Regions from separate parts of the Homo sapiens genome. Here region 2 is linked to region 1. A link is an interaction called in ENCODE POLR2A ChIA-PET data of the cell type or tissue named here. Cell type or tissue: MCF 10A. All regions are shown on one strand.

Evidence for each region. ChIA-PET counts read pairs that join two places held together with the same protein. Peaks named below come from ENCODE experiments on the same cell type or tissue, not always from the same donor. Only the 100,000 strongest peaks of a DNase experiment are listed, where the experiment ranks them.
Region 2: POLR2A ChIA-PET joins it to region 1 with 8 read pairs; 6 of 35 experiments call an interaction of 5 or more read pairs at or near these places.

Annotation. Positions count from the first base shown.
Region 1 is chr1:220,278,693-220,283,692 of GRCh38, forward strand. No RefSeq gene overlaps it. Among named protein-coding and RNA genes, the nearest start is that of RAB3GAP2, 8.7 kb to the left of the region's middle. In MCF 10A, a CTCF peak has its summit at 2,559 (motif pointing right); a DNase peak (open chromatin) is centred at 2,559.
Region 2 is chr1:220,774,395-220,779,394 of GRCh38, forward strand. The region is part of intron 4 of MTARC2 (mitochondrial amidoxime reducing component 2); the gene reads left to right. Among named protein-coding and RNA genes, the nearest start is that of MTARC1, 10 kb to the right of the region's middle. RefSeq lists a silencer at 965-1,119. In MCF 10A, CTCF peaks have their summits at 1,056 (motif pointing right) and 2,498 (motif pointing left); DNase peaks (open chromatin) are centred at 1,067 and 2,497.

The DNA of each region.
Region 1 (5,000 bases):
ACAAAAGAAATCTGTGTGTGTTCTAGTCACTGCTATTTTGAGTTTTCTGTTATTGTAGGTGAACCTAATCCTGATATAATATGACCTTAGTAACAAGAGAAACTTTTGATCAAGGAAATTTGCTCTATTCTATGTATCTTGTTTAAATAAAAGCATTTTTATTTCTCTGATTGTCTTTTTCTCTAGCATAATTCAGATGAGATTAGACCAATTACCTGGATATTTTAAATTGTTTAAATATTTTTGACTTCATTTGGACATAAAAATATGCCCCAGGTGACCAAGTATTTCTTGTTTTCTTATTTTTAGCACAACTGAAATAGACTCTTAAAAGATTCTTTGAAATAAAAGAATGCCCCCCTTGTTGTTTAGCAGCCGAGTGATAAGTTCCAATCAACAATTTCATAATGGAAAATCGAGGGAAGGTTAGGTGAAGGGGAAACTGCTGGTTGGAGTTGTATATAAACTAAGACCACAAATATGAGAAGCCATTGCCTTGTGGTTTGTGAATAAAATAGCTCCGTCCAGCACCTTCCCTGTGGTTTCCTTACTCTGGACTACACTTTCTTCACAGTTTTCCCAAACCTTAGCTTCAGTGAAGCTGCAACCTCCTGATCCCTTTCTTCCTCTTTGATCTTTTTATTTTCTGAATATGTTACTATCTCCTTGTTATCTTTCTCTATTCCTTCAGTCCCTTCCTCAAAGTACCTTGTTACAGACTCTTTTCTTTCTGTTAATGGTTATCACATTTGGTGGATAAGCTATGAACAGAAAGGATAAATATTCTTTTCCTCTGCTTGTTCACTAGTCAGCCACCAAGTTCTATTGATTTAACTTCCAAAATATCTCTTGGATTGATCCTCTCCTGATATCCTCATTTCCACCTCCTCATTGAGCTGTTTCGATAGCTTCTTCGGTCTTCCTGCCTTTGCGTCTGGGCTTCCCACCTCAACCATCCTACACATTGCTGCCAGATTTGTCTTCCTGAAGCATAATTCTAATCATATTACCTAGTAAATCTCCCCATAACACTTTTGTTTCTTCTTTAATTTATTCACTCATTTAAGAACTATTCTCTGGGTACCCATTAGGTGCTATGAATGGCTGGAGGCCCTAAGAACATCAATATAAGTAAGACCCAGTACTGGTGAAGGTAGGGGTTACCAATACACAAGCAGGAATAATTACCAGAGAACAGAGCAGGAACAAAAACCATGGCCTTGGGATTCAGAAAAGACTTTTAAGAGGTAATATCTGAGCTGAGTCTTGAAAGCCGAATAGATTTTAGCTGGCTGACAAGGGCGTAAGGGAGAAACGAAAAAAATACCCTAGCAGAAGAAACATCATGACAAAAGGCTTGGGGGGCAGCAGTAACTTGTGTGTACAAAGAAACAGAAGCAGCGGTTTCTAAAATGTGAAGTGTGACACTACGGTTGGGGCTGAGTCTAGAGAGGTGGCCTGAGTGATTTTAAATTTTCTCAAATTTCATTTCCTGTAGAATGTAAGGACTAAGCAACATTTCTTAGTTTGCTTAAATATGAGAAATGTTTCCTTGGGTTCATTTTCTTCACTGATACCACTTTTCACGTCTTGCTTGCAGTCTAAGGAGCTGCAGGGTAGGGACAAGGGTTTGTAGGTCCGGAGTCAAGATGTGTTCCCAGCCCAGCTCCCCCTGATGCACTTGATCATTTACACTGGACTCTAGATTTGTGTTGAAGGTTGACTTTCTGTTCCCCCTTGGTGAAACCTTCACAGACTACTAGATGCCATAGCAGGGGAAGTTTCCCTTGAGTGCTTTGCTCAGGGTCTCCCTCTCTTAAGCTCTCCAATTTCCCCTCCTTACATTGCCTGGCATTAGGTGACTGGGTGTTTTATTCTTCTTGATGCCATTTCTTTCCAGCAGATGCGGTCAGTGTTAATTGTCCTGCTAGTAGCCACTAATTTGACTTATATATAATCCTTGCATTTTAAAATCTTTTTTTTCAAATTCAATCCTTTCCACTGTTCTAGTTACTTGGATCCCTCATTTGTGGTCATATTCTATTCTTTTCTATCTTTCTTGCACTGAAAGGCACTTGGAAGATTTGAACCACTCAAGACTATAGACCTACACAAAGGCATGCTGGAACATTCTAACGTGGCTAATTACGGAGGATCTGCTGTCCTCTTTTCCACCGAGCAAACTTTGAAATCCTTCTAAACGCTGTTCGAATATCACCTCCTTTGTGAAAAGCCTGACTCTACCAGGCAAAATTAGCCACTTTGGACCCCCATAGCTTTTTCTTTTTTCCTTATAGAGACAAGGTCTCGCTCTGTTGCCCAGGCTGGAGTGCAGTGGCATGATAGTGGCTCACTGCATTATTGTAGCCTTGAACTCCTGGACTCAAGTCATCCTCCTACCTCAGCCTCCTGAGTAGCTAGGACTACAGGCGAACGTCCCACCCCCCAACCCATAGCTTTTTAATGTATGTGTCTATTCTGAAACTTAACACCTTGACTTCTTGTATTATGGTTTATCTGCATTACTGTCTCCCCCACTAGATGGTGATATCCTCAAGGGGAGGAATTGTGATGTTTACCCTTGTGACATTCATTCATTCAACACATTTTGAAAATATATACTGTGTACCAGGAGCTAAACATACACATGACTCATACTCAGTACAAAAGAGACACATATGTGTACTAATAGATAATACACTCCAATGACAGACAGATAAACAGGCACTTATACTTCATTTTTGAAAATGCGATGCTGGGAACAGTACAGAGGAACAGATAAGAAGGTCAGCTCACTTTGGAGATCAGTGAGGGCTTCCTGTAGGAAGTACCATGTGAGGTAAGAGTAGACCAAAGCCAGAAATAAATGGGATAGAGCGTAGAATGGAAGCAAGGAGGCCAAGCATTCTTAGATACAGAGGAAATAGCTCAAAACTCCAGAAGTGAGAAGACACAGTGTATTTAAGAATTAAATACTGTTAAGCCTGTCTGGAGCTAAAAAAAGACTGTTAACATGAGACTCGAGAATTAAGGAGGGACAAAAATCATCAAATGACTCAAGGGCACAGACTATGGTTTATTTAAATTTCTTCCTCTCTCCTGTGTTTGTACTTATCAAACAGGTGATTGGTTAATAAATGTTCATGGAAGGGAGCAAAGAAAAAAACAAATGGCCCAGCACTCCAGTGGGTAGTATATATTAGAAATAATATGAAATGCAGATTTTGCCTGCCTTCAGTGTCACTGGATAGACAAGACGTTATCTGTCAACATTGGTAAATACTAGGCCCCATTTGATTTAATATCCAAAAAGAGTGGTACACGTAAGTGTGGTTAAGTCTGGAGAGATTGCTGTGACCAGGGATTGCCAAGGGAGCCTGCATCAATGAGATGGAACCTGAACTGCATCTGTAGGGTGAGTATGGTCTAAGAAGAAAAGAATAAAAAGGCATTCTGTGATCTTTTCAGAAGTATTCGAAGCGAATTAGTTAGTTTGTTGGATTAGCATCTAAAGCTATACTTTATTCGGACTTGCCAGTCAGTTTGTATAAAATCACAAGTGGAGTTTATGCTAATAACTTATTTTTTAATAGTCATGGCCTCTCTCTTCTCCCTAGGCGTTTCTGAATTTAAAAGTTTAGGGAAAATAAAAAACATTTCCAAAATTGTGAGAGTCAAGGTAAATTATTTATTGATAACAATACTATCTTAGTCCAGTTTCTGTTACTAGAACAGAATAGCACACACCAGGTAATTTATACAGAAAAGAAGTTTATATCTTACAGTTCTGGAGGCTGGGCAATCAAAGGGCATGGCTTTAGCATCTGGTTAGGGTCTTTGGGATGCATCATCCCATTGTGGAAAGATGGAAGAGCAAGTGATCATGCGCAAAAGAGAAAGCATGAGGGGCTGGGCTCACTTATTAACAACCTACTCTCAAGATAACTAACACTCCCACAATAATGGCATTAATCCATTCATGAGTATAGAGCCTTCATGACCTAATTACTTCTTACAGGCCCCCACCTTTTAATACGGTTAGACTGGCAATTACACTTCAACATGAGTTTCAGAGGACAAACATGTAAACCATAGCAAACAGTAACACAGAACTAAATATTTGGTTCTCTCTCGCCAGTTAGATAATTTATATCTTATTGGAATTACAGCCATTTTAGTAATACATCTACCTGCTATTTAAAGGACAAAATTTAATTGTGACACTTGTGACCAATACTCAGGAATTATGTAAACCATGAATTAACTATGTTCAAAACACAATTGGTCTGCAGATAATTTATGGTAGCTCATGGCCTTAGTCATACTAACAAAGTCTTAAGCAATTGAACAATAATGTACATGGTAAAAAATCTAGGAGGCAATAAATGCTGCTTTTTAAAAGGTGAAAAATCTAAGCAAATTGAATAACCCAATTCACTGTAGAAATAATTTATCCTGAATAAACTTTGTGTTTGAACAGACAATAACATGGACAATCATTTGTAAGCAGCAAAATAAGACATAATTTGTTGTTGCAGAATTTAAAAAGCAAATGCCATAACCTTTAGATTGTCCAGTAATTTCTTTTGAGACCAGTAATTTTAATAATGTATCTCTCAAACAGCTTTGCTACTATGACCAAATGCTTAATGAATGATCATTTACATAGAAGAGGAATAAAAACAAGAAACTTTTATTATTTAGTTTATGCTTTGAGTAACTCTAGGGCTCTCACACACCAGATGTCTCTTAACCTTTGGGATAAGGAAATGATTTGCTATTTAGTCAGATAAAAGACCCTAATTTTGTGGTATACATAACAACTGTCAGTTTTAAAAATTATTATCATTAATGATTATGTGAAATCAGTATAAATTTTATGTATGGAAATAAGCCACCCATATTTTATTTTATTTTTTAAAAAGTGTAACCTTATCTCACATTTTATTAGCTAATTTAGCTGTGTAGTATTAATCCTTTGGCATCCATTTGCATTCTAT
Region 2 (5,000 bases), 500 kb after region 1:
TATCAAGTCAGAAAAATTGCTATGGATTTAGAAACAGAATAGTCTTATTTACATATTCCCTCGACTTATCACAAAATAGTTTAAAGTTGTTTCTAACAATTGTGCGTACAACACAATATTATAAACACATGAGTAGAAAACCAGGAGCAGTGAAAGTGAGGCGCCAGTCCTGCGACAGAGATTAAGCAGATGAAGGGGCTGGGATGGTGGTGGCAGGAGGCTCAAGGAACAGAATCCCAAAGGCTTGGTGGCCTGGATCTAATTTGAACTGCTGCTCTGATCTGTGGTCTTACAAGTGATGTCTTTCATAGCCCATTGCCACGGCAGGCCATGCAGGCTCTTTCCACCTCACTCTCAGCGGTCTTATACTTCTGTGGTCAGCTGGTATTTAAGAACTCACCTTGGCCTCCATTCTCACCTGACTGTGCACTCTCTCTGGCTATACATAGAGAGATGGACTATATAGGTAGAGATATATATTCTTCACATCTGTATCTACTTCCTCTGTCTGTGTGGATATAGCCATGCAATTGTGTGTCTATATAGACCCGTGTGTGTGCGTGTGTGTGTGTGTGTGTACACACATTCGTATGCATCTACGGAGAGAGAGACAGGAAAAAAGGGAGGGAGACTCTCCATTAGTAGTCAACTTTTAAGTTTCATACATCCAATTTTTTTGCTTGGCAAATGCCTACATGGATCTATGAAGGTTTCAAACAGACAAACACCCTCAGTTGTGTGTTCCACAACACCCACCCGCCCCACCCTTATTTCACTTCTCTCTCTGGGTGCTGCTTGTGATGGAAAACCCTCTAGTCCTAATTTAGTATTTACAAGATGTGCACACGTTCATTCATAGCAAATCCTCAGGATTATTTCCTCAGAGCTGAACCCTTATGTATAGTACTCCCCTTTCTCCTTGCCTTTTCCTCTTCCTTACCTTGCTTCTTTCATCTTGAAAACTCCATAGTTTTATCCCATCACTCTAAGTAAATGTCATTGGGGCCTGGATTTCGGCAGACTGCGGAAAGGTTGATTACCAGCAGGGGGCGCACTAAGCGTCTCGAGCTGATTTTGTGTTTAGGGAAGACCCCGGAATCTTTTTCTCTACCTATTTACTTATTTATTTTTATCTTTCCAACTTTTATTTTAGGTGCAGGGGTACAGGTGCAGGTTTTTTATATAGGTAAATTGTGTGTTGCTGAGGGTTTGGTGTACAGATTATTTTGTCAGGCAGGTAATAAGCATAGTACCCTATAGTGTTTCAATTCTCACCCTCTTCCTACTCTCCACCCTCAAGTAGGCTCCCGTGTCTGTTGTTCCTTTCTTTGTATCCATGTGTATTCAACATTTAGCCTCTACTTATACATTAGAACATGTTGTATTTGGTTTTCTGTTCCTGCAGTAATTCTTTCAGAATAATGGCCTCCAGCTCTATCTATGTTGCTGCAAAGGACATAATCTGTGTTTTTTTATGGCTGCATAGTATTCCATGGTGTATGTATACCACATTTTCTTTATCCAGTCCACTGTTGATAGGCATCTAGGTTGATTCCATGTCTTTGCTGTTGTGAACAGTGCTGTGATGAATATACGCGTGCATGTGTCTTTGTGGTAGAATGATTTATATTCCTTTGGGTATATACCCAGTAATGGGATTGCTAGGTTGAATGATGGTTCTATTTTAAGTTCTTTGAGAAATCTACAGATCGCTTTCCATGGTGGTTGAACCAATTTACATTCCTACCAACAGTATATAAACATTCCCTTTTCTCCACAGCCTCGCCACCTGTTATTTTTTGACTTTTTAGTGATAGCCATTCTGATTGGTGTGAGATGGTAGTTCATTGTGGTTTCGATTTGCATTTCCCTAGTGATCAGTGATATTGAGGATTTTTTCATGTGCTTGTTGGTCGCGTGTATGTCTTCCTTTGAGAAGACACTGGAACTTGCTGAATAGCGTATTTCACTCTTTGTATGTCTAGTAGAATGTAATGGAAATTTTAATTTCATGCATTATTAAATTTATTTTAATAGTATATAATTTATTATTTTAAATAACTGAATTAATAATTGCATTTAAACTTAATTAGCATAGTATTTTTTTTACTGCAAATAATGCTTTACACCAAAATGCTGACAATGATCAGATTAGGTTGAGAATATATATGATTATAGGTGGTGATTAATATTTTAGGAAGTAACTAGAGCCGGCATTTGGGGGTGTTGCGGACGATTCTTACGAATCCAGACAATTTGCTCTTTTAAACGCGGCCTTGCGGTTGTCTAACAGTGAGAATAGATGACTAACTGAATTTGTCAGACTCCCTGCCTTCTGTCATAATAACGACGCAGAATTGCCACCGTTATGTGTCTTGGAAATCTTAAATTCTTTAGCTCTCACACACAAAAAATTGAACGGAAGATACTTGGAGAGCCAGGGTCCATTCAGCACAGCGCGGCTGGGTCGGCTTCCATTCCTGGGTCCGCAGCGCCCTCGTGTGGTAGGTGCCCAGCCTTCCTGGCTGCATCTCAGGCCAGGGTACCCATTGATCCTTACTTCCCAGTACAGTAGCTGCCTTCCTGGGTCACACCCCATCGGAGGTCACGATCTACCAGGAGGTTAGCCACCCGCTGTGGTTGTCTTGTAGTTCTTCGCAATAAGTTACTGGCTAGGAGTGCTTGTAATAAGTCCTGAGTAGGACATGGCGATTCCATTCCTTACACATGTTGTGTACACGCAGTTATCCTCAACTGGTTGGTTGGACCGTGGCGTTTATTTCCACAAAGCAGCAGTTTCCTAAAGGATGGTTTAGAACCCAGTGCATCCATGGAGACCTCCTTACTTTAGTCTCTAGCTGTGGTCATGCCCTGTAGGAGATTTCTGAGTTTTGAAGACCCGGTTAGGTACTGGAGAATCATTTGCATTTGCTGAAGCACCACTATAGGCCCGGGAGGGGGTTGGAGGGGCTGGCTTGCCACTGAAGGAGGACCAGACATGGCCTGGTCATCAGCGGCAGAGGGAGAAAAGTTATGGGGCTAGTCCCTACCCCCTGCCCTGCTCTGCCTCCTGCAGAGACTTCAGACCTCTTATGCCTCCTGCCCAAGCGAAGCAGCCAGGGGAGTAGGAATAGGTTTCTTTAGTTCCTAAGTCAAGACGATTGTTTCTCCGAATTCCTTAGACTCACAGTCTATGTTGTTGATTTATGGAGGCAGTAGTGAGGCCCCGTACCCCAATGCCTCCTACCTTGAGACCTGGACAGAGGATTGCCCTGTGAAATTCAAACCTTAAATCAGTAGGTAGCAGCAGAGACAGGCATGGTGCCTTAAAGATAAAGAATACAGATGGCCTCCCTATTCACGGAGGGGCCTGCAACCTTTATATAGCTCTACATACATCCCCTCCCGTGTGCAGATGCTTCTTGACTTACCATGGGGTTACCTCCCAATAAATGCATCATAAAGTCAAAAAGTTGTAATCTGTCTGGATATATGTATTGGTCTGTTCTCACATTGCAATAAAGAAATACCTGAGACTGGATAATTTATAAAGAAAAGAGGTTTAGGCTGGGTGCGGTGGCTTACACCCTGAAATCCCAGCAGTTTGGGAGGCTGAGTTGAGCGGATCACCTGAGGTTAGGAGTTCAAGACCAGCCTGGCCAACATGGCGAAACCCCATCAGTACTAAAAATACAAAAATTAACCGGGCATGGTGGCACTGCCTGTCATCTCAGCTACTCAGGAGGCTGAGGCATGAGAATTGCTTGAATCTGGGAGGCGGAGATTGCGGCTGCAGTGAGCCGAGATTGCGCCACTGCATTCTAGCTTGGGCAACAGAGTGAGACTCTGTCTCAAAAAAAAAAAAAAAAAAAAAGAAAGAAAGAAAGAAAAGCGGTTCATGGTTCTGCAGTCTGTACAGGATGCATAGCGGCTTCTGCTTCTGGGGAGGCCTCCCGAAGCTTCCAATCATGGTGGAAGGCAAAGGGGGTCCAGCTTCCTACATGGCAGAAGCGGAAGCAAGAGAGCGAAGGGGAAGTGCCAGACACTTTTAAGCAACCGGATCTCGCAAGAACTCACCCACTATCATGAGAACAGCACCAAGGTGGTGGTGCTAAACCATTCATGAAAGATCCACCCCCATGATTGAATTCTGTCCCGCCAGGTCCCACCTCCAACAGTAGGGATGACAATCCGATATGAGATTTGGTGGGGACACAGATCCAAACCATATCATGTTATACGTGTATATGTAATATTGAAGGAGTTAAGATCACATGAACCCAAAATATGCCGCTCCAGCATGTTGACTTTTTTGAGTTAAGAACACTTGAAAAACAGAGGTGCAAGAAGATCACTCTGCCCTTCCGTTTCTTAAAAGCAGGAGATGAAATTCCTGTGTAAAAGATGTCTCCCAATACCAGAAGGAAAGTGTCATGCTTATCATCAAGGACAAAAAGTTGAGGCTGAGGGAAATCTGTACAAACCCTGTCAAGCCAATCCTCATCTTCCCTGTCCCTCTCTACCTAGTTAAGTACCCTAGTCCTGCCACATCTTTGCCCAATTCTGCATATAATGTAAGTGTTCAACTCTAATTGCATCTTCATTTTGTCATGAAGGTTCCAGTGCCACGTAAAAGTTATATTAAATAAATATGTATGCATTTCTCCTGTTGATCTATCTTACGTCAATTTAATTACTAGGCCCAGCCAAAAAACCCTAAGAGGGTAGAGGTGATTTTTGCCTCCCTACAATATAATCCATATAACCACCTTATATATGTATATGTATGTGTGTGTGTATAAAAACAAATCATATTATATATATAATACAATCTCTATATTCCTCATATATGTTTCTGTATATGTGTGTGTGCACATATAAACATATATATGGTTAAAAGCTGGGTAGTTCAAAGTCCTACCTTCAGAATCAGTAAGATTTCAAACCCAGCTGCTTTACATCCTCCAGTGTGACCTTGAGACAATTTTGTATCTCTCTAG